Linked DNA regions of Mus musculus: region 1 is linked to region 2. A link is a loop called in an ENCODE intact Hi-C map of the cell type or tissue named here. Cell type or tissue: gastrocnemius. All regions are shown on one strand. Each heading gives the region's core, and the rest is flanking DNA. Links, peaks and the distances in the headings are about the cores only. Region 1 overlaps Itga9 (integrin alpha 9). Region 2 overlaps Itga9 (integrin alpha 9).

What was found. Hi-C counts contacts between places; a loop is a spot of excess contacts. Peaks named below come from ENCODE experiments on the same cell type or tissue, not always from the same donor. Only the 100,000 strongest peaks of a DNase experiment are listed, where the experiment ranks them.
Region 1: a loop joins it to region 2, with 1.9 times the contacts of the local background. A loop is called at or near these places in 2 of 42 quality-filtered maps.

The regions. Positions count from the first base shown.
Region 1 is chr9:118,623,263-118,639,494 of GRCm38, forward strand. It overlaps Itga9 (integrin alpha 9), which reads left to right. Exons shown (of 28, transcript NM_133721.2): 2 at 3,186-3,313; 3 at 4,877-4,983; 4 at 13,241-13,364. Among named protein-coding and RNA genes, the nearest start is that of Itga9, 25 kb to the left of the region's middle. In gastrocnemius, for the core only: no CTCF peak of the experiment used is centred there; a DNase peak (open chromatin) is centred at 9,213; H3K4me3 peaks cover 857 bases; H3K27ac peaks cover 2,103 bases.
Region 2 is chr9:118,676,719-118,692,950 of GRCm38, forward strand. Itga9 (integrin alpha 9) reads left to right here. Exons shown (of 28, transcript NM_133721.2): 12 at 4,218-4,308; 13 at 5,017-5,062; 14 at 12,552-12,706. Among named protein-coding and RNA genes, the nearest start is that of Itga9, 78 kb to the left of the region's middle. In gastrocnemius, for the core only: a CTCF peak has its summit at 7,854; no DNase peak of the experiment used is centred there; H3K27ac peaks cover 805 bases.

The sequences.
Region 1 (16,232 bases), core at 5,199-13,198, 52 kb before region 2:
CCCTCTCCCTCAACTTCATTTTCTTTTCTTAAAAAAAAAACCTTTTAATTAAATTTACTTATATTTATTTTGAGACAGGTTCTTTACATAGCTGATGGTCCTGGAAGTAAACCAGACTGGCTTCAAACTTACAGAGATCCCCCTGCCTCTGTTTCCTCTGTGCTGAGATTAAATGTGTGTGCCACAGTGTCTAACTCCTTTTTGTCTTAAAAAAAAAAAATTACCCGCTGAGTCGGGTGCTTCCCATATGTTCAGCGAGGGTGTAGGTCTATCCACTGGATCATGGGCAACCAACCAAGGGTCAGCTCTTTGAAGGAAAATGATTCTCTGCCTCCACTCCTCGGTAGCCATCCTTGGCCAACCGCTCCTCATGGAGAAGTGTGGCCTTGTGAGCCCCTCCCCCACCGAGGCAGGCAGGCTGACTGGCTTGTTCCTGTGCACTGTGCAGGCAGTGACAGGTGCTCTGAGTTCATGGGCGTAAGGTTTCCCTCGTTTTCAGAATATTCTTTTTCCCAGCAGCCCCCTGACCGCCTCTTACACTCTTTCCAGCCTGCTTCCTTGATGTCCCCTGGGCCTTGGGGAGTGGGGGTGTGATAAAGACATCCATTTCTGACTGAGCACCTCAGTCACTCCCTCTCTGCACTCTGACCAGACGTGCGTCTCTGTATCTGTCACCACCGCAGACACTTCTTTGGTGAGACCTAACTTATCTATGGGTGGAAGGATAGGTGTGCAGAAGGCAGCTGGACACAACGGTAGCTTCTCTATTTTATCTTTGGCGTGTGGGGCTGGAGATGCTACCCTGGGCCTCGGGCAGGAGCTCTGCCACTGAGTGACACCCCAGCCCCTAGTGTAAAATGACTTACAAATGGTTGTTTACTGGGGCTGATGGGAGACTTGAGTCTGTGGGAGGCTTGGGACGCAGCACAAGGATTTTACATTTATACTCCTCGCCCTCAGGGCTGGACATGGCAGGCTGTAGATGCTTTAGCCGTTTTAAGTTGTCAATCTGATAATTCTTTTCACCTGTGAAAACAACGGGTTCTCTGAGGGAGGCTCTTTGACTCGCTCCAGTGGCTCAAACTCAGCCCCAGAGGAAAGGGGGTGGGGAATTATCCCTTAGTGTGGCTTTCCTCTCGGGTTTGATTCCCAGTGCCATTATGGATTTGAGTTAGAGCATCCACAGGCTGGCCAAACCTCCTTGTGTGGCTGAGCCAGGTGGTGAATGTGGCCTGCTTGGGAAAGGACTTCTGTAGTTCCCATGGACATAGCCTGCTCGGGGACGCTTCATTTGAGGCATATCATGGAGGGGCTGAAGGAGTGTGAACTGCCCTAGCAGAGGTCCTGCAGGGACACATGGTAAGGCTGCTGGATGGTGGGGGTGGAGATGTGGGTGGGGAGCTGGCTCATTGTAAGCTCTTCTCATACGCCAGCAAGAAGCAACTCTCTATAGGAGCTAACATATACTTTCCAGGGTTAATGTGGGAAGAGAGATTTCTTTGCAAGGATGGTGTGTGTGTGTGTGTGTGTGTGTGTGTGTGTGTGTGTGTGTGTCTGGGGTCCTCAGGGCTCCCCCAGGTTCTGGGGTAGGAATTAAGACAGAACCTACCCATGGGGCCTGACACCAGGTCTCTGGTGTTTAATTAGTGACAGTGTCCATGAGCCTTTGTTGAAGTCTGCTGAGGATTTCAGACATCAGTTGTAACATCCGTCAGCCCTCTTTGCCAATCTCTCTGCCTCACTAAAGCATTGGCAGGGAAGGTGCCAGACACCATGACACCCGAGTAGCGGGGAGCTGACTGGATGAATGAGACCCCAAGAAGAAGGTGGCCCCTGGAACAGAGCAAGGGGATCTGGGGCCAGCTTTCTCTACCCCAGGGAGGCTCCTAACTCTACTCCGCAGAGAAGCCTAACAGTGGTGTCTTATATCCCAAGGCCTGCTGTATTTAATATCCTGGGGTGGTCAGATTTGTCCTGCTTCCTGGGTGCTAGAAACAAAGGCCAGCCCAAGTCCCCACTGCGCAGGCACTAGGAATCCACAGCTCTTGGAGCGGCAGGGTGGAATTTGTCCTAAGTGTCCTGCCCTCGAGCAGTGCCTTTTCCTAGTGGCTCACTGCTCAGCACACATTGTGCCCAGTTGTTATTTAGTCTTCTGCACTGTAGATCTTTTGTGATGGACCCCCGCAGTGGGGAGGTGGAGACAGGCTCCCTTGGGTCTCATTGGATTTGTGAGGGCCAGGCCAGGAAGAGACCCTGTTTTGAAACAAAAGATGGATAGAACCCAAAGAATGACAACCAGAGGTGACCTCTGCTCACATATACACATGAATGCACACACATGGGGGCACATGCGTGTATACATACACATGTACACTTACAACTCACGAATGAATGCACACACTTAAAGTTTAGGGCAGATTTATTTCTGTAACTCAAAGTGAACTTAATGTTGCTTCCCTCTTTGTGTTTGGCACCCACCAGGCCCAGACTGATCCGACTCCTCCCTAGCCTATCCTCCCTCCCCTCCCCCCCTTACTTATCCCTCTGGTAACCGGTAACTAGTAAAAGTGAGAGCCTGTTCAGTTACCTACCGATGGCCTTAGTCAGGGTGATGACAGGCTATGACCACAGGCAACCTATTGAGGGAAGGGTTTGTTTGGCTTGTATTTCACATCATTGTCCATTATTGATGCAAGTCGGCAGGAATTCAGAAAGGGCAGGAATCTGGAGGCAGGAGCTGATGCAGAGGCCATGGAGGGGTGCTGCTTACTAGCTCACTTCTCATCCTTTGTTCTGATTGCTTTCTTATAAAACCCAGGACCACCAGCTCAGGGGCGGCCCTGCCCACAGTGGGCTGGACCTACCCCCATCAATCACTAATTAATAAATTAGCCTGTAGGCTTGCCTACACCCCACTCTTACAGAAGCATTTTCTTAATTGGGGCTCCTTCCCCCTCTGATGACTCTGGCTGTGTCAAGTTTACAAAGGTTTGCGTTTCTTTTAGTTGGTTGTTTTACTTAAGCTGTGTGTGTGTGTGTGTCTGTGTGTGTGTGTGTGTGTGTGTGTGTGTGTTTCCTGATGCCTATTCAGATTGCTCACTCTTGCCTAGACAAAGATGTAACCCCCTGCCTTTTCTTCTCCAGCACTGGTTTGTGACCACACGCTCTTTCTTTTTGATGTGCAGGGTCCTCGTGGGTGCACCGAAGGCAGATTCTAAATATAGCACTTCAGTAAAGTCTCCTGGAGCTGTGTTTAAGTGTCGTGTCCATACCAACCCTGACCGGAGATGCACCGAGCTGGACATGGCTCGAGGTGGGTGGACATGCTTGTCAGGGTAGAAATGGGAGCAACACCTTCATGCTTTGTTCTTTTTCTACTTAGGACAGCCTCATCACTTGCCGGCCTACCCTCTCTCCCTCTTTTCCTCCCTCCATCTTACAGATGTGTATTGAGATGCTATAAGCTATTAGGCACTGAACAAAGCAAAGAAGGAGCCTGTCACCCCGGGCCTGGAAAACCAGTAGTCAGAATAGACATTAAAATAAACAATAGACTAAGAGAAATCCAGAGGGAAGGTGTGCGCCGGGGAAGCTCTATATTGGAGGTTGGAAACGGCTTCCTTGGGGATCTTGCTGTGTATGGAAGGTAGCTAGCTGGGAAGTCCAGGAAGTGCAGTCTCCAGCAAGGACAGTGTTGTCACAGGAGAGGTGAGCAGGGGAGGGAGAAAGTTGGAAAGGACAACTGCCAGGTAGGAGGGACTACACCACACAGGGCCTCACTGGACAGGTTAAATGACAGATTTCACTCTCTGTGTGCTGCCAGAGGCCATTCAGATCAGCTTTTATGTCTTGCATGGTGAAGGGCATGATTGGATGGACTGTGGTACTCACTTTTTTCTAGTAGATAATGTAGATCTACTGGATCAGTCTCCATGGATCGGCTCTGGTCCAGCTGTAGACACTGGGGATTGCTTGCACTGGATTGCTCTGAGAAGACTGAGATAGGAGAGGCAAGCACAGAAAGACACGGGCAGAAGAGCCAGGTGACTTGCTAGATGCTTCCAGGCCTTGCTCCCCTAAAGCCCTTTATCACCCAGGCCTCTGCCACCACTTCTGGCATGTCTGGGGAGACAACTCAGGGGGTGTTGGTTATGAAAGAGCAAGGATCTGAGCCCATTCCTTAGAATCCACAGAAAGAGCTGCGTGAGCCTGCATGAGCTTGTAGTCCCAGGGTTGAGAAGGTGGAGATGAGACGACTCCTGTGGGATCTCTGGTCAGACTATGTAGCTAATCCTGTGAGCTCCAAGTTCAGCAAGAGACTCTGTCTCAAAGCATAAAGCAGAGAGCAACAGAGGAAGACCCCTGACGTCAGCCTCTGCACTTGTCATGCATGGAGATATATATGAATGCACACCCTTCCAACATGTGGCACACACACACATGTTTGCATACCTCCAATATGTGTACACACATGCAAACATGTAAACATACCCACACATGGATGCACCCTTCAACATGTGCATATGCACACATGCAAACTTGTAAACACACACACACACACATATACACACCCTTCAAAGCCAAAAAGAGTCTCGATTTTATTTATCAGAAGAGACTTGGGTGTGTGGGATCTTCTCTGTGAGGTGTTTGTTACAGTGGCTTCCCAGAACAACATCAATGGGAACACCTTTTCCTTCACGAGAATGTTGTTGTGGAAAAAGAAGGAGCTGAATTAAACAGCAACATTTTGTTACAAGTTTCCATGGAGTTGACATTGTGTTATAGGTACAAAACTTTGAGTGCCCAGGACCACCCTTTGAAAAGCAGCCAGCTGCACCATTCCTCAATCCAAAGCTGACCTCTTTTCTCCCTCCAGGGAGGACTCGTGGTGCGCCCTGTGGGAAGACCTGCAGGGGAGACCGGGATGACGAGTGGATGGGGGTGAGCCTGGCCCGGCAGCCCAGAGCAGATGGCCGTGTTTTGGTAAGACCTCTGGGGAGAGGGTGACTTGGGACAGAGCACCCTAAGCATGAAGGACTGACCCCATAGGAAAGGTGGCTAGCACAGAAGCCAGAACACAGCGTTAAGGCTATCTGTTGTGCATTGCTGCTCTGAGATCTGTCCCACCTGCACTTTCAGGCCACATGTATCTGCATGAAGCAGGGACAGCTAAGAGGTTCAACACAAAACTGTAAAGTCACTTAAAACATTGTGAGATAACTTTTGTGGGATTTAAAAATACCTCAATTGTGTGGTTCTGAGTGTGACCCTTGTAGGTGACAGTATTGGGTTGCCATGTCAAAGTCTGACATGCCTAGAACCTGTTCTTTGTATTACCTTTAGACATATTGGGCTGAGGATGTAACTCAGTGGTAGGGAGCTTTCTTTTGTTTGTTTTCGAGACAGGGCTTCTCTGTGTAGCCCTGGCTGTCCTGGAACTCACTCTGTAGACCAGGCTAACCTCAAACTCAGAAATCAGCCTGCCTCTGCCTCCCGAGTGCTGAGATTAAAGGTGCCACCACTGCCCAGCCCTGGTAGCATGCCTTCTTAACATGCATGAGACCATAATTAATCCCAGGAAGCAGAGAGAGAGAGAGAGAGAGAGAGAGAGAGAGAGAGAGAGAGGAGAGAGACAGAGACAGAGACAGAGACAGAGAGAGACAGAGAAAGACCGAGACTGAATGAGACAGAGAGACAGAGTAAGGCAGAGAGACAGAAACAGAGAGTGAGACAGACAAACACAAAGACAAGAGAGAGAGAGAGAGAGAGAGAGAGAGAGAGACAGACAGACAGACAGACAGAATATGAGAATATAGGTAGAAAGAAGTTTGTAAGCCTGGCGTGGTGGCGCACACCTTTAATCCCAGCACTCGGGAGGCACAGGCAGGCGGATTTCAGAGTTCGAGGCCAGCCTGGTTTTTCATCTACTCAACCCCCCACATCCCAGAGGCAACTGCTGTCTTGCAAACATTGCTGTTGGTTTTTCTAGAACTTTACATGAATGTAATTCAAGTGTTCAATTCCTGGGCCAGGCACAGTGAAAGGAGAGAAGTGACTCCCATGAGTCACCCTCTGAAGTGTGCACACACACACAGACACACACATACACATGCAGACATATACATACACATATAACATATACACACATATATATACATGCACACATATATACATGCACACACATACACACATACATATACACACACACATATATATACATGCATACACACATATACACATACACACATGCATATACACAAACACATATACATGCATACACATGCACACATACACATACATGTATGCACACAAACATACACATGCACACACATTCATGTGCACACACTGACACACACACACTAAGTACATGTTAAACAGACAAACAAGCCTCTAACTGTGACAGAGACTTGATTATTAACCATTTTCTCTTTTTTCACATGTCCTTTTCTGTTGCGTACTCAGGCATGCATACCTCACAGTCTGCTGATGTTTTCACACACATACATCCAGGCATCCCATGGTCAGCACCCTGCAGACTCCTTCTGCCCTTTCCCAGGCAGCTGGTGCCCTGTAGGGTGGTCCTCTTCAGACTTCCTATGAAGTCTGCCGTCGGCTTTCCTCGAAGGCTGTAGGATGATTTGTGTTTGAAAAGTTCAAGGTCAAGAAGGGAAAGTGAGTCCAGCTGCTGTATCTCAGGGGTTTCCTTTGGGCCACAAGCTGTCAAAGCTGGGGGCTTTATGGATGTTTGTTCCCAGGGGAAATGGGCTTTCCTCAAGGATACAGGCCAGACGTTTCTAGTCCCTCTGAGGAACTCTGTTCTGTGTTGATCTCCTCAACCCGACCTCAGCACACTTAAGAGACCCCCACATTGTTGGGTCCTTGGGAGAGAGAGCGGCTGGATGCTGTCACCAGAATTATAAGGCCTCCCTGCTGGACACCACTGTAGGTCTCATTGCCCCCTCCCCCATTTCTGCTGGCCTTGGATTCTAGTCCTTTAATCCCTGTTTCAGCAGGCCATGGATGATGGCCAAGCCACCACATTCTTCTAGGCATGGTGGCCTGACCCCACAGGGTGACTCAGCCCCAAAGAGCCATATCTCTTGTCTCCCATTCTTGGGAAAAAGATGGGAGAAACCAAGCATGTATATTCCCCAGAGGGGACGCAAAGCTGTGGTTCAGAACCAATATGGAAGGGGAGAAGGAGGAGGAAGAGGAGGAGGAGGAGGAAGCTGGGGACAGCAAGGCATGAGATGCCCCTCCAGGCACTGAATCTAGAGATAGCCTGTTCTGCCAAGATATACTAACTTAGGGATGTGAGACTTTAGTGTGGTTGAGAGTTTGCTTGCAAAAGTGCAAGACCAAGACCAAGCTGTGCCAGTTGGTACGAGACTCTATTCAGTTTAGGGGCTTAAAGCAACAGTGAGGAGCATGGGAGACATTTGCCCCAAAGCCAAGGAGGCAGGGTTCAAAATTTGTGGGATGTGGCGCTGCAGATAATCCTAGCTAAGTAATTGGGCTAGATTTCTGTTTTACACAATGCTTGAACCATTCATTTGATCAGTCACTCCCTAAGGGTGCTGGGGAAGGAGGGGTAGGCACGAGGGGGTATCTGAGGTCTCTATTCCTGTTGTCGTCACGCATATAACATGTGAAGCAGCACCCCAGCCTTGAAGAGTATTACGTGCTCTGAGGAAACGTGTGCTTTCTTTGGGCACGCATGTTTCTGATAAATGAAAAGCTCACTTCTCTGCTAAAATCAGGAGACAACATCAGAAGTGCGTGAGAAAACATTGTTGTACAACAGCATCTCTAGAACTCTCCATCTCACAGATGCCAAATCTTGTATCTCTCAAACACAACTCCCTTCCTCCTGCCCCCTGCTTCCTGGTAATCATCATTCTAATTTTGAAGTACTCAACATGTCAGATCCCCTGCAGATAGGAGCGGGCTGGATTCGTCATCTTGGGTTGGCTTCTGCCATTTAACGTAGTGTCTTCACTGCTCAGCTCTGTCGTAACATATATGACAGCATTCTTTTCTTTTCTTTTCTTTTCTTTTCTTTTCTTTTCTTTTCTTTTCTTTTCTTTTCTTTTCTTCTCTTCTCTTCTCTTCTCTTCTCTTCTCTTCTCTTCTCTTCTCTTCTCTTTTCTTTTCTTTTCTTTCTTTTCTCAAGACCAAGTGATACTTTATCACACGTGCACAGTGCTTTCTCTGTTTGTTCATGGATGCATGTTTAGGTGGCTTCTAGCTCCTTGCCATTATGAATAAAGTTGCTACAAACACTAGCAAAGATTTATTAGACATGCTGGGTGTGGTGGTGCACGCCTTTAATCCCAGCACTCGGGAGGCAGAGGCAGGCAGATTTCTGAGTTCGAGGCCAGCCTGGTCTACAAAGTGAGTTCCAGGACAGCCAGGGCTACACAGAGAAAGCCCTGTCTTGAAAAACCAGAAAAAAAATTTATTAGACACCCCACTTTCCCTTCCTTTTGGGTACGTATGTGGAAGTGCGACTATCAGATCATGTGGTAATTTTGCTTTCCATTGTTGGGAATACCTTGGCACTCTGTTCCTCTAAAGTTCACAAACCATTTTGTGTTTGGCCAGCATGCAGAAAGTTCCAGAGACAACTAATTGTTCAACTGCTTGCTATTGGCATCTTGTGTACTGAAGATAGAATCCACAGCCTCAGGCATGCTAAGCACTTGTTCTGTTACTGAGCCACACCCCCAGCACATTCTATTTCCCTTTAAATAGTAGCCACCCTAAAGAGTGTGAGGTGATATTTCATGATGGTTTGTGTGTGTGCATCTATGTTAGTGTTATTTAAATCCATTTCTTTTTTTTTTAATGTCTCATTTTTGTCTGTGAAATATTTCTGGGAATCAAAAAAATTTTTTTTAAATTGAAGGTAGAGAAGGCATTTTGATCCCTCAGGAAAACTTTGTGGCACAGGATAAAACCTGTCTCCCTAGGGATACAGCCTTGATTTCAAGGATAGGGTGGTGGAGGGGACAGCTGTGACTTCGAGAGAGTAAATCATCTCAATGACAAATGGTCTCAGCGGGATCAATGCTGCCAAGACCCAGAATGTCAAGCTGGCCAACCAGGCTAACCTTGGCCCAGTGGCTGCCTATCTTGGGTCTGTGGATAAGGTGGTTCCTTCTAGTTTCCACCAGGGACAAATGATCCCTACTACCAATGCTACCATGGTACTGAAAGCAAGTTCCCTTCCCACACTGTTCCCGCACCCCTGGAGTGCAGAGATGGTGTTGTCAGGAATAGGGAAGAAGGCTTAGTCAGCCATGCTGCATAAGCATAAAAACTGGAGTCCAGATCTCCAGTACCATGCAAAAGCTGGGCACAGCCACTCATGACTGCGCTCGTAGCCCTGGCCAGCCAGCCAGACTGATGAGAGCCAGCTTCAGTGGGAGATTCTATTTCAAAAAATATATAAAGATAGAAAGTAAGGGCGGAAGGTACTTTATATTATTAACCTCTGGGCGCACGCACGCACGCACACACACACACACACACACACACACACACACACACACACACACACACACACACCTCGAACATTCAGAACCACAATCTTTCCTCATCAGAGCTGCCAAGCCTCAGATAAGGAATTATCTAAACGGCTCAATATTTTTTTCTGGGTGGAAGCAGCGCTTTCCGGCTCTAACTCCGCTGTTTCCTTTCTGAATGTCAGGGCTCTCTCTGGCCCTCTCATCTGCTTACTTCCCTTGTGTCTTCTTCAAAGCCACCCAGTATGTTCCTGTGGCTATTCCTGTCGCTGCTTCCTGGTTTGCTGCGTGCGTACGTGTGAATGAGTGCTCTGCCAAAATATAACATGTGAAGAAAAGTGCACAGGTCACGAGAACATACTCTGATGAGTTTGCTGTAGGTAAACATCTGCCAAACAACATTCCCAGCGCTAACCACCCCAGAGCCTCTTCCCCTGTGCCCCCCCCAGTTACCCCCACCCCCACCCCGGCCCAGGGAGGCACAGTGTCTTTGGGAGAATTCCGTGACAGCTCAGCCTTGCTTTAATCCTGTGCCCACTGCGTCTCGATGGCCGGGGTGTGACCGAGCTGTGCATTGCAGACCTGGAAGCATGGCAAAGCTTGTTCATCTGTGGACAACAAGTGCAGGTGTGTGAGGGTGGGAGGGACAGACAGGCATTTGTCACCAAGCCACCCTCCAGGAAGAACATGCTGTATTCACACAACAAAGAAGGCCTTTGAAGGGAATTGGAGAATTTTCTTCCTCTTCTTATTGCTTGGGAGGATAATCAGTCCTTCTAACTTGAGATGTGTGAGGGCCAAGATTTGGGGTGATGGTAGGGTCCTTAGTCTTTTCCTAGGGTGCTTTAGAAGATGAATTTAAACAGGGTATTGCCTCCTGAATCTCCTCCTCGTCTCCACCTCCCTCCTTCCCCTCACCTTTCCCCCTCCATCTCTGTTCTCCCTCTCCCCTTCCTTATCCTCTTCCTTCCTTTCCTCCTCCTCTTCCTCTGTCTCTTCCTTCTCCATGTTGTTTTCTCTTTCCCCCTTCTCTCCTTCCTCATTTTCTTCCCTCATCTTACATCTTGTTCACTCCCCTTAGAGCACACAGTACCTCTGGGTTACCCCCATAGCCCAAGAACATAGGCTCTGGCCACTTCCAGAGCAATCTCTTCTTCCTTATCCTTCACCACTCCCTGCCCTTCCTTACAACTCACTCCCCAAATCGACCGAGTCACGATGCTTTGCAGTTCCTCGGAATCTTGCTCTTTTTGTACAGGATGCAGGTCAGACGGGCTCACGTGCGTGAGGATGATCTGGCTAAGCACAGTGTTTTCTTCTTATAATTTATATTCAGAGTTCCTTTCTATTTTCTGGAGTGGGGTCTGTCTTTGACCTTTGATCTCTGTCCTCCCAGAATATTGTAAATTAGATGAGTGTAAAATGTAGTATTTGGGTCTCCTAGGGATTCTTCAAGGTCACCCTTAAACAGTTTATGGGATGGAAAGCAGACAATATAATAAACATCGGTGATGCTGTCCATGTGTGCAGCTGGCTTCCAGACACACCACGATAAACTTCGGCCTCTCTAACTCAGCATGCTATAGGTAACGAGAGCTCTCAAGCTGTGGGCCAAGCCCTTCAACTAGAATAAAGCCTATTTGCTCAGAAACTGGGTGATCTAAGAGACTCAGATTTACAAACTGTAAGAACTAAGTCAGAATCCAAAAATGAAAAAATCTGCTAGTCAGCCCTTTCTATTCACGGGTTCTGTGTCTGTGGATTCCATGGGCTATGGGTTTGATAGCTCCAGATTCGACCAATTGTGATCAAAACTGATTTTTAAATCTGCATATGCTCTACGAATGGGCAGACCTTTCCCTTGTATTCATTCTCCAAATGGCGTGATGTAACAATTTCTGTGTTGACTGCACTGTTATAAGTATAGAGATGATTTTAAGCATGTAGGGACTGGGGAGATGGCTCAGTGAGCAAGAGCACCTCATTCTGCAAGTGTCGGGATCTAAGTTCTAATCCCCAGCGCCCATGTAAAAACCATGTATAGTCACACATGCCAGTAGCCCGAGCATGGCGCTGGGGAGCAGAGAAGCTGACTCTAGGTTCCGTGAGAGACTCTGCCACAAGGCAGTAAGATACCACACACACATACCACACAGGAGGGATATCTCTATGTAGAAGTATGGGACAACTATTGACCTTGTGATCTTTCCTGTTTCTCACTAAGTGCTGTCTCCATCTGCTGAGAAATGTCTCTTTTTTTCCCTCACAATGCAAGAATCAAGTGGGGAGGGAAGATAATATAGTGAAGTAGGAGAGACAGCTGATCTGTCATTGGCTATCTCAAACATGGCACAGAGTGTGGCCAAGCTCAGGTCTCCAGTGCCCTACTGAGGTCCCCTTTGGGCAGAGTGGCTTATCAGGGCCCCCCAGTGGCAGCGTCACTGGAGGGAAAAAGAGCAGAGAGCTTAGATGACAATGATCTTATCATTCAACAAGTGAGGAAGAGCCCATACAGAGGCCTTGGGTGTCCCATTCCAGCTAGGTGCCAGGGCCTCATGGGACGGGTTATAAGAATAGCCACTGTCCCTGCTTCTCAATCAGGAATCCAGAATCTGATGATAGAAAGGCCTTATAGAAAGATGAAGCACAGGAGCAGCTAGATCCAGTCCTGGTCTCAGCATTGACTGTGTTACCCAGCCACTCCCTGCTACTTAGCAATCCCATGAAGAACATAGAAGTCCTGGGCCCATGAGATGACTCAATGGGTAAAAGTGTTTGTTGTACAAACCCGGTGACCTGAGTTCAATTCCTGGGACCACATAAAGGAGAGAACCGGCTACACAAAGTTGACCTCCAACCTCTACATGGGTGCTGTGGCCGAGCACTGCCTTGCCATCATTCTCTTAATAATAACATAGTTGTAAAGATTTAGGAAACTGACTCAGTCACTGTTCTATTGCTGTGAAGAGACACCATGACCGAGGCAACTCTTAAAAAAGAAAGCATTTAATCAGGGCTTGCTTGAAGTTTTTGGAGGTTTAGTCCCTTATCATCATGACAGGGGACATGATGGTGTGCATGGTACTGGATCAGTAGCTGAAAGCTGTATCCTGATCCACAGGCAGAGAGAAACACTCTCACTTGGCCTGGGCTTTTGAAACCTCAAAGCCTTCCCCCAGTGATATACTTCCTCCCACAAGGCCACAGCTCTGATCCTTCTAATCTGTTCAAATAGTGCCATCCCCTAATGATTAAGCATTCAAATATATGAGTCTATTTGGGCCATTCTTATCCAAACCACCACAAAAAAATAGAAAGTGAGAGGCCTAGCTGAGGCCTGGCTGCCTCTCTGACATCTTCTTACTTCAGAGTCTCTCCACTCATTGTCTTTCTTTCCCTGTGACTTCCAAACCTAATGCTCTGCTCACGTCCTTTGCACCAAATGCTTCTCTTTCCGGAAGCGTCTCCCTTCTTTTGCTCAGTGTGGAGGGTGTTGTCCACTCTCTAGGCTTTCCCTGCCCTCTGCCTAGAAGCCACGTCTCACTCCAAGACTCAGTAGCCCACTGTCTTCTGTCGTTCTGTCTCTGTGCTCAGGTCCAGCTATTGATCACTCTCTCCTCCAGTGACTCTCAGGAGCTGGTTCTTCTCCATTTCATTTTTCTGATGCCTTGATGTGAACTTCAATCTCCCTCCCTCCCTCTCTGTCCCTTTAGGCCTGTGCCCATCGTTGGAAGAACATCTACTACGAAGCAGACCACATCCTGCCCCATGGATTCTGCTACCTCATCCCTTCCAACCTCCAGGCCAAAGGCAAGGTGCTGATTCCCTGCTACGAAGGTAAGTGTGGATTGGTTCTCTCTCAGCGCGGTGACCTCCTTGCTGGGTGACTTCAGCAATCCCCAGCCCTCTCCCTCACACCACTGCCTCAGCTTCTCTCAGGCTTTCCACACACTGGTGTGAGAGCAGGGTTATCTGTCCCCAGATCGACTCTGGCATCAATGTCATGTCCATGGAAGAGGCAACTGCAAGGGGGACAGTGGTCTAGGCCCTGCCCAGCCCTGCTCCTGCCACAGAGACTACTGTGTTCATTACCAGTTCCAGGGATAAGATTTAGTCAAACAATTCAGCTGTTCTCTTAGCTTTCTGGAATTACCACATGCTATAGGGCCTTGGGAAACTTATTATCCTTTTCTGAACCTGAGAGTCCTTATCAGAAAGGCAAGGAACGGGTTCAGGTGATCAATACAGCACTGCCATAAAGCCAGGATCGTCATTGGACTTCTAGAAAAGTCCTGGATGTTCTAGGCTGTGGGAAGAGAAGATCCAGTCTCTATAAAGCCATAACATGGCAGAAGTTGACCAACCAGCCCCCTCATTCAGTTCTTATGGCATACACTTCTGACCATCCTCGGGTGTCTGTCAGAACTAGTCAGAGAGCATTCCTTGGGTCTAGACAACACTTGGTATCAGTCTACTGTCACTGTGTAACAATACATCTCTAAGTCAAACAATAATAAACATGATTTTTTTTTTAAATTTATACAACTCCACACAGGCTTAGTGCGCTCTGATTGTGGATTTGAGTCGGGTCCATTCTACATGTTGTCTTCTGAGACCATGAGCTCTGTGGGGTGTGTTTGTGAGCACAGGGTCACTCGGGGTCTTCTGCGATGCCCTGCTTAGAGCTGCACATTCTTGGGCAAAACTGAGCCAACCTAGTTCTGGTGAGCTGCTGAGCCAGGTCCCTCTCTAAGTGCAAAAGGCTGTTTGATTTTTCATTGCTTCCCACTTACACCTTTGGAAAGAGGTCTAAGTGGCCTGGGTCCGCACTGCCTTGTGCTTCCCTGGGCTTCCTTAGGTTTTGTTCTCGTGGTCATCAAGAGGGGTTCTGACACTAAGGATATTGTAAATCATTTTTGTCTCATGGGGGGCAGGGGGACCCCATGGCACTATGTGGAACTCAGAAGCCCCCAGCAGGACATTCTGTGAACGGTTCTCTACAGAAAGGTCAGCAGGGACTTAAGTGGAGGCACAGCCCCTCTTCTTGTGTGAGGGTGGGCTGTTTTCATACCTTCATTCTTTCTCTGCTTGAGGCTGGGCCAGATGGGGAGACTGAAATCTGGCCCTGTTCATCTCTATATTGTCCTAGTGGGACAAAAACTCTTCATCCTAAACACCCATGATATAGCCACAGGTGTAGCTCAGTTGGTAGAATGACTGCCCAGCATATGTGAAGTTCTGGGATTTTTATCTTCCTGGCCAGCTTGGGAACATGAATGAGCCCCTGTCACAAATGAATGAATGAATGAATGAATGAGTGAATGAGTGTTATCAGTCAAGTAGCAGAGAACATACATGAGTACCAGCCAGGACATTTGGTTTTCACCCACCCGTCTCAGCACTTTCCACATCCTATACAGCTCACTCACTGGTCCCCAAACACAAACACATGGGACAGGCCAGCCCACCCAGGTCAGCTGAGCCCTAGCTCTTGCGTAGCTGTATGATCGAGAAATCAGCATCGTTATCATTTGCCATGAGGGATTAAAATTGTTACGCAGAGGTAGCTGACAGATGCAGGGCTCCGCTTGGGAGCTCAGAGTCCTCCTGCAGCAGTGGCCTAGGTTTCTTTGCTTTGTATATTTCTTTACTCCATGATGGTCAAATGGAGCCAGAGAAGATTTAACCAGAGAACATATTAGCAAGATGTTTGCTCCCACCTGACTTTTCTTCCTTAAGGACACGCATACATATTCAAATTTGTACGTTGGGAAAAACAACAACAACAACAAACCCAAAACAAAAACCCAACCACAGTAAGGAGAGGGGCCAGTATAGGGAGTACTGGGACCAAGAGCAGCTGCTGAGGAAATCTGAGGACCGGACAATGGTTCTGTGTACTTGGATCTGTAAAATGGGAGGGGTGGTGATGCTCAGATTTCTCAGGAAGACTGGGGTAGTGGGGTGAGGGGGTGGGGGTAGGGATTAGATGAGAGGCAGGCCCGCAGTGAGAAGGCCCTGTCCTGTCCTGTTGGTTTTGGAGATCTCTACTTCCTTGTTTTGTGGTTGAAACGAAACCAGCTTTGGCTCCTAAAACAACCATTATTTTCTCTTAATGTGGAAAACCTCGGTGATGCAAGCTCCCTGTTGCAGGTGGGGGTCACATTATGGTTAAGGACAATGGGAGCATTTAGAGTCTGATAGGACCTTTCAGATGTCATCTAGACCGGCTTGCAGGGTATCAAGGTCCAGAGAGATAAGCATGGCTTGCAAGTCTGAGTTTTCACTATGTGGAGGGTGAGTTGCACAGTGGTTAGAACAAAACCCAGGACTCCAAATGCCAGAACCTGAGTCCTGCCTCTCTACAGCTCCCTCTCATTAACACCAAGTGCCAATGAGGATGTAAATTCTGTGCCCAGCTTAAGTGATCAATACTTTTGGGTTCTTACAGCAGTGTCTGGTGTGTATTCCCTATGCTGAACATATTGCATACATTAATATGCTTGTTATAGGCTAATGAGCCAGGTACTAAGCGAAGTTTATGAGTCATTACAAGGTGACTGACTTGTGTTTAAGGAGTAGAGATCATTTAGTTGTGTTAAGTGGCTCACGAGCATCACAAAAGCCAACACACACAGTCCCAGAAGAGAGAGCAGTGGGGCATTGTAGATAGAATGAAGAAGAGAGGGGAGTATGTGAGGAGAG
Region 2 (16,232 bases), core at 4,243-12,242:
ATTTGAACTTGGGTCCTCATGTTCTACAGCACGTGCCCTTGCCCATAGAGCATCTCCCCAGCCCCGCAGACACAGTGTCTACATGTACAACAGTCCTTGCAGCAAATCTGAGTTAGACGGTGGGGCCTTGCTAATGACTTGGGCCTAGGCTCTTTCTCTCTGCCAACACCTGCTTAGTCAGAGCTTGACCTCAACTAAGGGAAAAGTCCTTAGGGAGATTCACGGAGAGGAGGAGGGGCTATTGCCAGAGAGCCTGTCATTTCTCCAACCTGAATCCTCATCACAGCTGTGTGAGACAGATACACTTCTTCGCCGTTGGCTTTCTGATGAGCCCCGCAGAGGGTATTGGCTTTGCCCAGAGTAGCTGCCTTCCTCAACTGCATTTTGGAAAAAGGCCTGCCCAAGGAGGTTCCATAGGAAAACCTACAGATATGGGGACTTGTACACACACTTCCTGGTGCGTCCGTCCACACAGACTGCTCCTTTGTCCTTAGATACAAGTAACCATGGGAACAACAAACTATAGGTGATTCTGCCAGCTTCATTAGAAGCTGGAAACACAGAGTGTGGCCTCCAGGGTTTGGGTCAGGGATGCTTTGTCCCCATGATGTCATCTAAGGAGCCCATCCTTAGGTGGAGATGAGGGGTGGGGAGTTAAGGGGGAGGGTCAGTCTCCACACATCCTCCTGGAAGCTTGTGCCTGGACCTCGGAGGCTAATCACACAGAGGGGCCACCTGCAGGAGCCCCTGCCTCTCCTCTGGCGTGGCTCTCCAGTGTTTTGTTTGGTTGCTGGGTGGAAGCCTTGCAGAAAGCTGCAGTGCACATTTGTGGTTAGAGCGGAGCGTCTTGTGGGAAGCCGCGACTGGCAGCTGGAAACGGTGCCCCTGTCAGCACGCACCCTGGCTTGCTGAGCCTTTGCGGCTCTTTAAATAAAAAGGGTGGAGAGAAAATGAACAAGAGAAAAACAGCCATGGTCACATTTTCTAGGCTTGCTAATATGTGTATGATAAGGCCAATGATTTAAAAGGGAAAAACAATCCTTTAATGACAGGTTCTTCCGGACCTGGATCCTGGACAGAGAGGGCATTGTGTTTAAGAACTGGAGGAAGAAATCAGAAATGAATCTAAGCAATGGGATTGCTTTTCTTTGGACCCAAATGGTATTATTTCTTCTGGAGAAATTGTGAGATCAGAGCCTGGACTTCTCCCATGTTCCTCTCTAACTCATGCCACCTCCTTGAGGTTACCATGAAAAGTGTTGATTTTAAGATCCTCAGATGCCTTTCTCAATCCGAGAACCCCCCGGGTGGGCATGTCGCAGCGGCCCCTGTGATCTTTCTCCTGCCCTAACAGATGCTGCACGTAAACCTGGACAAGTGGAGGTTTCCCACAGTTCCTGGTTTCCATTTACAGTTATTAGCACCGTGCAGACTTATCTTCCTGGCTTTATAGCATAATGGCCTGCAGATGTCAGTGGATAACTTAAGCCTGCATCGCCACCCCCCAAATGGACCACCCCTCGCTCTCCCCCACTCCCAGCCACAGTATACCCAAGAAAGGAGAACCCACAGCAAGATGCTTCCAATGTTCTTGGCCTCCAGAGCCGAGATGTGCAGCTTCAAAGCGTGGGTTTTACTCAGATACACACACATTTGTTTAGACAAAGCCATGTGGGATGTGTGGCTGAGCCCTGTTAACAGGCAGTGTTTTTGCAGTACTGCCTACAGGGCTTCGAGCTGTCCTTTGATGCTCACACATTTCCGGCCGGATGCCTTAACAGAAGATGGCAAGCCACCGTCTTAGATCATCTCTGGGACAGTTCCTTGTAGTTATCAGCTGCTGAGGGCAGGGGATAGCCTCTCTTCAGCAGAGCCCGTGGACACGCCCCCAGCCCCACCAGGGCTTCCCCACAGAATGACTCAATAAGCATAGAGAAAGAAAGGCAGAGTGAGCCAAAGCTACCATTCACATTCCTGTTGTTCAGTTCCATTCAAAGACACCAAACTTCTTGAGCCAGAAAGTCTCATTTTCTGAGATCTGATCAATTCCACTCTTTTTTTCTGTCCACGGTGGCCTACTTAGCTTTTTGTCTCCGTGATTAAAAAAAAAAAAAAAAAAAAAAGACCAAAACCCGCGAGGAAAGGGTTGACTTCCGTTTACAGATTATAATCCACCACAGAGAGAAATCAAGGCAGGGGCTTGAAGTAGAAACCATGGAAAGATCACTGCTTATCAGCCTGCTCACTCTGACTTGCTTGGCCAGCTTCCTCAGACAGACAAGGCCCACCTACTGGGGATGGCCCCGCCCACAGTGGGCTGGCCCCTCCTACATTAGAAAATGACACATAGTCGCGCCTATAGGTCAATCTAATGAAGGCAATTCTTCGGTTGATGTTCTCTCTTTCCCATGACTGTAGATTTGTATCAAGTTGATACCCGAAGCAAACTATTGTGTAGTGAAGCCCACGGCAGAACCGCGACTGGGGGGGGGTCTGGCAGTGTGACACTGTATTCTTTTGGGTTTTTATTTATTTTTTAAAATTTATTTATTTTTTATTTTTTTATTGGGCATTTATTTCATTTACATTTCCAATGCTATCCCAAAAGTCCCCCACACGCTCCCCCACCCACTCCCACTTCTTGGCCCTGGCATTCCCCTGTACTGGTGTTCTTTTGTTAAAAGTATCTTTTTACTTTCTAGTTATGTGCATTTGTGTATGTTGGGGTGGGGGCCTGTGCAGTGAATGCAGTCACTGAGGAAGCAGAAGAGGGTACTGGTTCACCCTGAACTGGAATCGCAGGCAGTTGCACCCAAATGTGGGTGCTGGGAACCAAACTCGGAGCCCCGGGGAAGAACACTGTGCTCTAACCATTGGACAACCCCTCCAGCCCTGTATTCTTTATTAAAATGTGCATACGGACGTGTGTGTGTGTGTGTGTGTGTGTGTATGTGTGTGTGTGTGTGTAATGAAGCTAGAGGACAATTCTAGAGGACAATTTCAGGCATCATCCTCGGCTGCACTGTCCACAACCTTTGACTCAGGGTCTCTAATAGACCTGGGGTCTACTGATTAGGAAGGAGGATGCCCTTGTCCCCTGAATCCCCCCACTAGGATTGCAAGCACATCCTACCATGCCTGACTTTTTATGTCGATGCTGGAGCCAGATCTCAGGTTCTTGTGCTTGCAAGTCAAGTGTTTTACCAGGTGCCCCAGACCCAACAAATATTCCTGAACAAGGCTGTCTGTCACGATGAAGCTAATGGTGTATAATATGTGACCTGGTAGAGGAGTAATGGATGTGACCCGTGGGTTAAGGTCTTTCAGAAGTGGCCGACTCCCTCCCTGTACTTTCTAGGAGGCTCAGCACCATGCAGTTCTAGATTTACCAGGTCCAACAGCTGAGCCATTGCTATAAAGCTCAGAAGTCCATAGACCTCCTAGTTGGCTGTCTGGAGGGTAAGTTTCCACACGGGTGTCTTTCCAGCTGGATACAGTAGTGACCTGTCCATCTTAGGAGAGGCAAATGCAGTAGTTAGTACCTAACTAAGTAACAGGAGGGAAGGATGCTCCCGCATCTCAGCCAGTTGTATCTGGGTCAAAGCAAAGGAGACAAGAGAGATGGCTCAGTAAAGTGCTTGCCTGCCTTGTAATTCCAGCATTAGCGAAGCAGGTTCAGTTGGATTGCTGGGCATGTTGGTCAGTCAGACTAGACCACTTGGTAAGCTTCATACCATTGAGAGACCCAGCCTTTATTTGTCTTGAACGTGTCAAAATCATAGATGAGCCAGCAAGATGGTTCAGTAGGTACAGACATTTGCTGCCAAGCCTGACAACCTATAGTTAGTTCCCGGGACCCTCAAGGAGAGAACTGGTTCTTTCAGGACATCTTCTGTCCTCTGCATGTGTACTGCAGCCTAGGCAAGCCATGCACGCAAATAAACAAATGGAAAAAAAAATAATGTCTTTAAAATCAAGGCTTAATAGACATTTTGTTGGCACCAAACCCAGGCAAATTTTTAAATGAGGACTTCTGGCTAAGGCAAGCAAGAATAAGGAAGTGTGTGATCTTCAAGTATCTACTATAGACCTTATGGCCAAATTTACCTATGGTTCCTTTCAACAGCTTCAGACCCAGGGCCCTGAGGGAGCTGGGTTCCAGCAGTCCCAGTCCTCACTGCCCCCCTGTGACTCCGAGTTTCTATTGTCTGTTTCAGAAGCTGTCTGGGAGGAGGCTAAACCCGACCCTGCGGATGTTTGGGCAGTCCATATCAGGGGGCATTGATATGGATGGAAATGGCTATCCTGGTAAGCTGTTTTTCTCAAAACCATGCCAGATAAAAGAAGATAGGTGTGTGAGATAAGATAGGTTTTCAGTTTAGTTAGCAGTTGTTCTCACAGCTGAATGGGAGCTTTTGCCTGGTGGCTTCAGCTGCCGTAAGAAAATCCTTTATACAAAGTCTTGCTAAGAAAACCCAAATCCTTGGCAAAAGATCTGCTTTCAAATCACTAAAAAGCAATCCACCCAACACAGATTACAGTAAACTATATATTCAAATAAAATCATATCTGCTGTTGCTTAATGATTAAAGCTTAATCATTGTTTAATGATATATTTATATATAATAGTATGTGCTAGTAACTACAGAAAAATATACATAAACAAGATGAAGTTAATCTTCATGACGTGTAGTCCAAGATAGCCAACATTTTATCATTTTAATGTATAACTAATATAAAAGTTATTAATGAGTTAATTTTTAAAAATTAGGTCTTTTAAAATCTGCTATGGATTTTACATATCCAGCCCTGTTTCCAGGCCTCCGTACCCACATGTGGTTGGCTGCCACTTAAGACAATGTGGCTGTAATTCTTACAAAGACATTACACAGCCAGACAGCAGCAGTAGGAAGGGCTCCCTGACCACAAGGCTGGGCCTTTGTCACTGTGGCCCTGAACCAAAGGACAGCTGGGGCTGCTTTCCACAAGGTTCTGAGTCTGAATTCTTGTTCTCAGATGTCACCATCGGAGCCTTCCTGTCCGACAGCGTGGTTCTCCTCAGGTGAGATGTCTGGCTCTTGCTCGAAGGGCCATGTTCTTCATGAGTAACAGCCGGAGCTTTGTTGGGGAGGCCTGGGACAGATCCTATCAGTTGGCTCTTTCTTTTGTCTTACTCCTTGCAGGCTGAAGGGTCTGTGCACACACAGGAATGCTCCCTTTATTCTCGGTCAGTCTTTACCACCGAGTTCCAGAGTGTGGGCAGGGAGCTGAGACCTTTCTGGGGCCTCTTGACAGGGTTTCGGGTGATCCAAGAGTTGTTTGCCTTTGGTCATGACCACCCCCCTTTGTTGACATAAATACAAACATTCTTGTTTTTTATAAGTACCAGACACTCAAAGCTCTGGGAACCCTGTCCAGCCTCGGCTTCTATCTTTATAACCAGGATCGTCACTCAGTTAGTTCTTAATGGCAGGGACCAGGAACCTCCTGTCACTAGCGCAGCAGAGGTGAGAGACATGCACTTGGGCCCAGGACTTGCTAAAGCCTACTGAGCACCATCTCTACCCGTGTATCATCTTCAGTATCTCGGCCTGTGTGAGTCAGAGGAAGCAGAATTTTACTTTGGAGTGGGAGCCAACGGTTTTGTTAATAACTCGATGGCAGAATGTTCTAAAATAAACTGCTATGGTCTTCCAGCTGGAAAGGATCCAGAGCCCATGTAGCCCTCCACTACAGATGCTTTGAATTTAGCTCTGCCTTCTCCATGTCTCCCCAGAGGGACACGCTCTCCTCTTAAATGACATACCCCACAGGAAAGAACCAGCTGATCGCTAGACCGTTCTAAACTTTGAATTGCCCATGTGCCAGCAAGAATAACCTTGAAGTCGGGTATGACGTGGAGGGCAGGTGGTGTGAGTTCAAGCCCTACCTCTGTCCTTCTAGGTGGAGCCTCTTGGGCAAGCCCTTTGACCTCTCTGTTCCAGGGTTTTCCTCTGCCAAAGACAATAACAGGAGTATTTCCCACAAGCTGTGGGTTGATAACATGTAACTGTTAGACACAGCCTGGTATAGAGAAAAGCTGGTCTTGGGTGGGTATGGTTGGTTTGACTTTCTGACATTCTGCTTTCTGGTTTTGTGTCATCTACACAGAAGCCCTGCAGTTTCGAAGAGAACAGTGCATTCCCCAGATGCCAAAGTCAAACCTCCCTGGTTCCTTAAATTATCACCCTCATGACTCGGTTTCCACTCTTTCCTCCCTATTCTCTGGCATGGCCTTCCTCTTGGGCATGGTGGCTCTCCTCTTAGGCATGGTGGCTTTCCTCTTGGTCATGGTGGCTTTCCTCTTAGGCATGGTGGCTTTCCTCTTAGGCATGGTGGCTTTCCTCTTAGGCAAGGCCACAGTGAAGAGCTGTGAAGTGAAGAGCTGGGGGAGCCTCAGTGGCACCCTGTGAGGCGTGTATTCCCCTCACAATGACCTGACAGCTCCTTGTGGTTCTCAGGGTCCCTCTTAGAGGAAACATGTCCCCTGGATTCTTAGGAAGCAGTCTTGATACCCAGAGCACTTATTTGTTTTTGTGGTTTGTTTCTGTTGTTGTTTGTTTTTGTTTTACAAGGCACTGTTTCTCTGTGTAGCTCTGGCTGTCCTGGAACTCACTCTGTAGACCAGGCTGACCTTGAACTCACAGAGTCCACAGCCTCTGATTTCCAAGTGCAGGGATTAAAGGCATTGTTTGTCTCTTAGGCTTTATCATTTTTTAAAATTGAAAATAAATTCTTTTTCCTACAATATATCCTGATCACTGTTTCTGCTCCCTCATCTCCTTCCAGAGCCTCCCCACCTCCCCATCCATCCAACCCCAGGCCTTCTTTCTCTTCCTTTCCTTAGAAAACAGAGAAATCAAAACAAAACAAAAGAAAAAGAAAACATACCCAGTGTTTAGGAGAAAGAGAAAAACCACAAGAAGCACACACAAATCCGTAAAACCCACAGAATCGGGAACCATAACAGATAAGCAAAAGATTAAAAAGAACAAAAAGCTCAAAGTGTTATGAGAGAAAAAAAAATCTCTGAAAAGCCTGTTGAGTTGATTTTGCGTTGTCATCTACTGCGGGCACGTGGCCTGCCCCTACGGGTTTATATACTCTCGGAGACTCCATTGGAGAAAACTGAGTTTTCCTATGCAAGGAGTGGGATAGCTTCTGAGTTAGGGTGGGAGATGAAGCTCGCTTCCCCGCTCAGTGCTGGGACCTCATCTTTATTCCCCTGTGAGCTCTGAATCCAACGAAGTTTCTGTTCATCTCTCTGCCCCATGAGTACAGATGTTAAGTGAGTTGCCCTCACTGTGGATGGGAGACCTCAGACTCCAGCATGGAGCAGAAGGTGGAGTCTGGTGAGGTGGAATGCCAGGAAGACTGCACATGGGTGAGGGAGTGAGGACCCCACCCCTGGACAACAATGAGCCCAAGTGAGCTTCAGAGGAGGATGGGGGTGCCGCCATCGCAGGAGTCCATGCCCTCCTCCCCCGCTCTCCCCACTTATATACACTGCTCTGTTAGCATGAAACTGTGTGTGTATTTGATGCTAGAGACTGGACAGAGAACAGGGTGGCAGGCAGTCCTGGTTCTGGATCTTTGATCCTAGCCAGTGAGCCATAAACAAGTAGATGATGATGCAGGTAACCATGACGAGTGCCTCCCTCGCACCAGGTACTACATGAGCGTTTTATGTACAGTCCTGTGCCTAGCCAGCCATAGGCATGCACTCAGAGGGATGCTTCAGTAGGTGATTTCATCATGGCTGAGTTTCACAGTATGTACTTACAGTAAGCTAACGCAGCTATGTGGTGCCATCTATGGGACTGCCATCATGCGTGCAATCTGTCTTCACCGCTGTGCAGTGCACGACTATATTCATTGTGTGTTCTCTTTCTTTCTTGGATTGTAATTTGTATACAGCAAAACGTAGCAGTTTGGGCATACGGTTCAATGAGCTCTGACTGGTGTGGATACCCAAGCAAATTACACCACCATCAAGACAAAGTACATTTCTGCCACCTTGCACCTTTCCGTATGCTGTTAAAAGTTAATTCTTATTGTTATTGTGTTGGAGAGGCTCACATTAGGACAGCGTTGTGGAATGGGTTCTGTCCTTCTAGCTTTATGTGGGTTCTGAGAAGCAAACTCATGACAAGTGCTTTATCTACCGGTCTTCCTATGTTCTAATAGCATCTTTCTCCCAATAGGCATCTACCATTGTGGTTTCTGTCACCACAGGTCACTTTCACCTATTCCAGAATTCCACATAAGTGAGGTTACACCGTATGCATTCTAATTTCTGAGCTCTTTCACTCAACTTGATGTTTCTGAGATCTTGTACTCACAGCATGAACTGACCTCTAGCCCTCTAACCAGCTCCATGGTGTGTGTACTGCTAATAACCTGCTTTATGGGTGGAGAACTAGGGGCTTTGCGGTGGTGAGCTTGGTTGTCAGCTTGACACACCTGGGAAGAAAGAGAACCAGTGGAAGAATTGCTTCCATCTGGTTGGCCTGTGAGAAGTTTTCCTGATTGCTAATTGATATGGGAGGGCCTGGTCCACTGTGGGCGGTGTCATCCCTAAGGCAGGTGGGTCTGTCTGGTCTGAACGTGAAAGCTAGCTGGGCAAGCCAGGGGGAGAAGCTGATGAACAGTGAGCCTTGATGGTTTCTACTTCAAGCTCCTGCTTTAGCTCTCCTTGACATTGGGCCATAAATTGGAAGCTGAAATAAACCCCTTTCTCCTCCTGTTGCTTTTGGTCATGGTGTTTATCGCAGCAACAGGAAAGCAAATTAAGACAAGCTTTGTAGAAAATTCCAGATTCTGATAAGGGCCGGTAGGAAAACACAACAGGGCCACATGGTCAGAGGCAACGGTGGTGTCACATTCAGCCGAAAGGACCAGGTGGGCATGTCCTGGCAGAGGTGATACCCAAGGTCAGTGATTGTATTGGCTGATGCAGCTTTTGGGTATTGTGTGGCAGGGGCACACAGCTGTGGTTGAGGGAAGGAGACTGGGTGAGAGTGAGAGTGGCTATTCCTGAAGGTGGGTTGCAGATCCACAGATGGTTCAGGGACAGTGCTTCGGGGAAGTTAGATTTGGAGTTTCTTCTGATTTGGGGTGAGCCAAGCAAAGAGGAATGTGTGTGTGTGCATGCCTGCAGAGAGCTTCTGGGCTCGCTGCAGTTGCAGGCGCTGAGGGATGCACTTGGGATTTGGGGAAGCTTTGAGCTGTGGCTCAGAGAGAATCTGACTGAGCGTCTTCATCTGTGTGGACGCAGATGAGCTTCTTGGACAGAGGAAGGCCCGGGGCTGGTTTTATAACTAACCTTTCCCTGCCCCTTCCCTGCCAGGAGCACAAGAACACCACCCCATGAGAACTGTGCCCTAGCCACTTTTATTATTTGTCTGGAAGTACAATGTGAAGATTTGATGTCTCTGCCATTGTAAAGCACTCTAGTTACCTGCTTCTTTGAAGTCTTAAAAGCACCCCTGGCTCTGTCCTCAGGTGCCCCCTCTCTGCCTCTGTTATCTCTGGGGCTGGTGAGTGGCAGATAGGGTTCACCCTAGGAGATGGAGCAGCTCCGCCCTCAGGAAGTTTGCACAGGGGGCGGGGGGGGGGGGCACGGTGTTGGTGCTGTGTTCTGGTGATAGGAGCCTACTGCCATGCCACCAAAGAGCAAAGGAAATGACCAGAGAGGCTTACGAAAGATTGTTCTCCTCATCCAAAAACAACACTTGAAGTGGAAACAAAAAACCCGAGAGACCTGATGTAACAGATGTTGGAAGGAGATGGGCCCAGGAGGGCTTTGCCCACCCTTTCTTTCAAAGGACCCTCCCTGCTTTGCAAGGTTTGCAAGGTGGCTTGTTGACATTACACTTGGCTCTTCCTCCCAGCCCCATGCTCTCAGAAATAAGACTCAGACTCAAAATATGTTTACAACACCTTGCCCACATATCTAGGCTCTTCTTGAACTAGAATTAAAACAGGATAACCCATTTCTTTTAATCTTCATTTTGTCACGTGGCTAGTTCCCTGTGCTCAGGTACTATGCGTCCAGCTCACATCTTCCAGTGCCTTGCTCTTTCCCAAAATCCTTTCTGCCTTCCGGATGTCCCACCTTCCATTTCCTGCCTAAGCCATAGGCTATAGGCTTTTTAATCGACAAGTAATGCATCCATACAATATGCAGGATATTCTCTCTAAAGTAGTTCTGGACTGCTCCTTCTGTCTCCTGCTCATCATGCCATCATGTTCAGCTGAGCTCTCTGGAAAGGGACCTTGCCTTCTTTCTGACCCGTGGATAAAGGGATGGACTCTGTCTGGCCTTTCATCTTCTTTTCCAAAGCCTAGCAGTCAGGAGTTGCCAGGGTGTTTCTGTAGAAAGGAGCCTAGCTCTCTCTCTCTGAAGCTTTGGATACTTTTCTGTGCTCCCCTGCCCAGAAATGGGCTTCAGACTTGTGGGTGAGGTTTAGAAAGAAACAGTAGCTATTTTTCTTAGTAATGCAGCAGGCAGAGATAAGTCATAGGGCTGAGGCCACATATGTGTGCCTGCACTCGAACGAACACACACCCACATACACACGAGAGAGAGAGAGAGAGAGAGAGAGAGAGAGAGAGAGAGAGGGAGAGGGAGAGGGAGAGAGAGAGAGAGAGAGAAGGAGGGATGGAGGGAGGGATGGAGGGAGGGGTGGAGGGAGGGGTGGAGGGAGGGAGGGGGGGAGAGAGAGAGAGAAACACACAGTAGGGAGGCTTCGCAGCCAGCAGGCTTTTATACAGCATTCCTCAGCTTCTTTGTTGCCTACTTCTTATTGCTATGACAAAAGCTTGGATAAAAAGCCTAATGAGTCAAGGAAGGAAAGGTTTGTTTTGACTTGTAGGTTAAGGGTACAGTCCCTTTGGAGTCATGGAGGCAGGGGCATGAGGCAGGGGGTCACACTGCATCATAGTTAGGATGCAGAGGGAGCCAAATGCTGCTACTTGGCTCCGTTTCTCCTTTTTACCCAGCCCAAGACCCCCAGCCCATGGGCCACACTTTCCCCATGCAGGGTAGGTCTTCCTACCTCACTTAACCTGATCTAGAAATCCGTTCTCGTGATGACTCCAGACCCTGTCAGGTTGACAAAGTTAATCAGGACATCAATTGTATACCAATGAGAGTGTGGTGATCTACTTTATCAGTAGTTCTAGCATCTTCAGGAAGAAAGAAGAACATGGAGAGGCCAGGATGTTGGTTTCTTTCAGGCCTTAGTGCTGCCTGACTTCCTTTTGTCCCATAGCCAGATTTGTTCAGAGTCCCCCAGTTCACTGCCCGGTCACAGCTGCCCTTCCTTCTCTGCAATGGCGGCTACAGCAGGGTCCCCTCATGCCCTCCATCTTCTCAGTGCCTTATGTGGCCAAGTTTTCCTTTAATGTTCTCTCATCCTGGAGTTGGTTGGTCCTCTGTTCCCTCTGTCCTGTCACCCCAGTGCATGTTGGTTGATCCTTACATCTTTCCCATGCTCTTGGTGCCCCTTAATCTCGTGTCACTCCAGATGCATAAGGCCAGGACTCCTGAGAGGTGAAAGGTTGGGAGGGGAGAAGGTCAAGCCACAGCTTAGGTGACACCTCCTTGAGCAGATGTTTATGATGGGAAGGAGATGCCTGCTTCTGTCTCAGCTTTTGTCTTGATGCCCCAGGGGAGTCCAGGGATGCTGGCCATCCATCAGGCACTGGGCGGGTGGTCATGTCAGAGAGAGGGCTGTGTTTATTGCATTTCATTTTGTCCTAAGGCCAGACAGGCCTTGAAATGTTCGGCTGGTACCAGCTGGGACTCCATTAATCAATTCATTTTAGAGCATAACCAATGCGTTGATAGACATAAATGAAAGAGGATATTTGACCAAGTGGATGAGATAGAAGTTTGCCAAGTTCTAACTCACTTAGATAAAAAGGGAGAAGCGACTCAGTGTATACCCAGTGTTCTCCATCTCCCTGTCTATCTCTGTCTCTGTCTCTCTCTTCCCTGCCACCTGCTTCCTTTGGCTTCGTAATGCCGGTACCCAGGCTGGCCTGGAACTCTGGGAATTCCTTCTGAGTCAGTTACTGGGATTCTGGGGTTCCAGGGTAAGCTGTCACAGCCAGCTCTGTGTCTAGTCTCTGAGTCCCAGTTTATGTTGTAGAAACTTCTCGACAGTGTCTCCCCAACAAGATGGAAAGCGGAACTTCTTGGGTGAAATTTTAAATAATCGCCCAGCATCTGGTGGCTGATTTATGGCCTCAGCCAGCTGTGTTTCATTAACAACTAACTTGCCTTTGTTACCGGGAAGCAAACCATTAGTATTTTAGGGAATGTGCTACTTTTAAAACCAGAAAAAATACTTACAGAGAGCACACTGGCCTTTCTCTCTTGGGGCATTTCATTCTTTAATTAAATGCTGGCTGAAGGCCCGGGATCTATTCTGCCTGTGTAGTTCATGTTTGGTTCGGGAAGCTGCTACTTAACACAGGTTCCCCTCCCCCTCCTTGTCCTGCAGGGCCAGACCGGTCATCACGGTGGATGTCTCCATCTTCCTGCCAGGCTCCATCAACATCACAGCACCTCAGTGTCACGATGGACAACAGCCTGTGAACTGCCTGAATGTCACCGTGTGCTTCCGGTTCCATGGCAAGAATGTACCAGGAGAAATCGGTAATGAGTCACAGTGTCGGGACTCGCCAGTCTTAGCTGATGCGAGGTGACAACCCGGGGGATGCTCCAAGTTCCCTCTCACTTTGAGTCCCAGTGGGCTTTGCAGGCAGGGGGTCTTGTGGACTGGATACTCTTCCTCTGCGGCTCTGCCTTCCTCTTCCCTGCTCATTTACGTGTTTCAAGTTTCACACACCCTTCAGCTCTAGGACAAGAACCTCTTCCTGCATTCTCTCCCCAAATACATGAGGACCAGACGGGAACTCACCGGGCGGGGCAGAGTGTGGGCTGCTGAGATGGAGTGCCTGAGCATCCTCTGCATGCAACACTCCATGCATTGACATAAGGAGATGATAGGAATCTGGAGGCCGCCCACTAAGCTTGCACCATCAACTAGGTACCCGACACACAGCTGACTTTGGGATCTGGAGGTGAAGGTTTCCAGGACTCAGGTTTTTAAGAGTGTGGTGTTACTCTGGCATCTCAGAGAGTTTGGGAAAAGCTCATATTCAGTTAGACATTCTCGGACAGTCCAGGGAGATGGTGCTGCACATGGGGTTGGGCCCTCCCAAAATCAACCATCAATCAAGAACACTCTCTATTAGATATGACCACAAGGCAAAATGAGGTACATGCCTCAGTTGAGATTCCCTCTGATGATGAGAGGCAGTGTCAACTGGAGAGCTGTAGCTAATTATGGCCACTTCCGTGTGAGGTTTGTGTGCAATCTGAGTGTGAAAAGCACTACTCTGGAGTTCGTACTTATGCACAACCCCCAAACCTGCAAAGCACACCCACACGTGTAGTTCCCTCAGCTGGACTTAGGACATTCCATCCGTTACATCAACATGCTGATCAGTTGTTAGCAAACATTTCACAGGATGCTGTAAGCAATTATTATGTTGGAACGGGGAAGGGATGGGGAGTTGCCAAACCCAGGCCCTCTTGCCCGATAAATACATGCCTATACTCCCAAACCCCTGAATCTTAATTTTGTTACACATAAAAGGGATATTTTAGAGCTCTAGAAGATATGCAAGCAATAGTTCACACTGATTCTCATTCAATAACCATTTACTCAAATCTACCTGCGCCCTACACCAGGAACAGTTCCGAGCTGCAGGCCTGTGGGGAGTTCTCGTTGCTCTGTTCCTGATGTGGTGGTGGACACCACTTTTATAGTTATGATTTCGGTTCTGTAGAACATTAAAATGAGTGGCATTTGGGAGAGCGGAGAAACCGAGAAGTGAGTTTAAGGGCAAGAAGGCTCAGAGCGTGAGACTCCAGGGCTGAGTGAGGAGATGGGGTGGAGCCCCTATGCTTTCTCAACCGGTGACCCTTTCCGGGGCCACAGTCACACAACAGCTTTTCACAGACCACTAGGGTCTGAGCTTGACCATGGTCCTTAAAGTATTGAAAGGTTGTGGAAAGGCAGGCTGAGGAGCCACCTGGGCAGTGGTCAGTGGTGGGTGTTTGACCCCTGTGCATTCTCCATTCAGGTCACTTCCCTAGCCTCTGTCACATGAGTCACTGAAGACAAATGTCCCTTTGTACTCTGCGGCTCTCTAGGAATCTTTGCCATTAGCAACCAGGTTGGGGCTTGAGTTATAGCTGAGTCTTAAAGAAAGTGCTTAACATGTGTGAGACCCAGAATTCAACCCCCAGAAGCACATGTATGTGCACACATGGAAGAACTAAGATTCACGTGTGGACGATATTGAAATTGATAGGGCAGTAAGGAGAAGTCCCCTCACTTGTTTTTGTAAGATGCTGCCCTCCGGGGACAACCACCATCACTTCATCTGAATAGCAGGAACTACTCAAGGCCCCTGAGATGAGGTTGTTGTCTGTTCCCTCATAGAAGGAAGAAGAGGGAAGTCACTGGACTCACCTGAGACTCCAGCCATTTGCGTCCATACCTCTTAGCCATTTGTATGTCATTCTGCCCTAATTGCGCTTGGCCTCACAGTCTCTGGCACGCTGGAGTGGCCGTGGGAGGTCACTGGAGAGGTGAGGACCATGCAGCTGTGGGGAAGTTGTCATCTATGCTGGGGTGACACTTTCCAGAGTGGCTGTTCTGGGATCACCCACACTCCTGCAAGAACCATTCTTTCATGCTCTGTAAGTTAGCCCAACAATCCTCCTGGTTCCCTGTTGGGAATTGGTTCTCTCCCCAAGCTGGACTTTAGGGGATCATAGTTTGTTCTGGACTTTGCTTGGCCCTTGAACCCCTCTAGAAAAGGGGTAGGCTTTCATTTACATCCCTTTAGGGAATGAATTCCCAAACTATCATCTCATTTTCTTCTGTCATTTTCATGAAAATGAGGGACATCTCAATCAGAAATGGAGAATGAGCTGGCTGTGGAGCAGAGAGTTTAGAGAGAAAAATGGATGGCTGTTCTGGAAATGTGGTCATCAGTGGGGGTGGTAGCTTATTGGAGCTGTGTAAGCCAGGGCTGATGTGGCTATCCCCCATGGTCAGCAAGGAGACTCTTGGTTCCACAGAGCTAGGAAGACGGTGTCCCCAGTCTCCAGATACAGGAAGGACAGGCACCTCCAGGACAAATGGTCCTCCACCCAGGGTCATCTCCTAGGCCTCTGCATTCAGAAGGCAGAGCTGGGGGCTCTGTATTCCTTCCTACTTCTTTTTGGCGGTGGACCCCTAGCTGTCCCGGGTGTTGTCTGTGGACTGCCTGGTGATGCCTGTCTGGAAAGGTCTTCTGGACACTCGGCATGTCTGTATTCTGGGCTGTTTACCAGCAGATGGCTGCATATGGGCAGCCCCACCTGGGCACCTGAATTACAACCAAGGGTGGGGTCTTCTGTGGCATCAGTCTGGTGGGTCTTCAGTCACATGACCTGTTTGGAGGATGACTTTGGGAGCCAGAGAAGCTGTCTTGTCCCTTGGGCTTCTGCATCTTGTCCTTGGAACCTATCGGGCTTGGCCAAGTACACGTCTCTTCAATCTTGCTTCAGCAATGGGAAATCTCAACTCTCATTTGGTCACAGCAGTGTCAAGTTCAGCCTGTAGAGGGGCAATGGTGACTTCTGGGAATACTGTGAGAAATGGGATGTCCATAAGGGGTGAATTTGCCTTGGCCACTGTAATAAGCAAAATCCAGTGAGGAAACAGATTGCCGCAGTATACATTGTAAGAGGGTTTGACTCTTCTTGGAAGGGACTGAGCAGGCCGGAGAGGAAGCAGTGGTAACTGCAGAGGAGAGCTGCCATGGCTGAGTCCAAGCCAGTAGCTGTCCAGCTAGCTGCTCAGATCAGCTGCATGACATCTCCTGCGGGCTTCTGGTTAGCCATGTACACACAAACTGAAAGAGAATTTCAGGTAGAAGACAGTGACCTGTGCTTTACCAAGCTTCTGGGTGGCCTGTCAAGGTTACACTCAGTTAACTCCTTCCTTGGGGTTATCAGAACCTGAGAGTTTGTGGAAGGGACTCTGTGCAACTCCAACCCAATTCTTTAAGCAGAGAGCACTGGGTGGAACTACATACCCCTCTGAGAAAGTATGATGAGG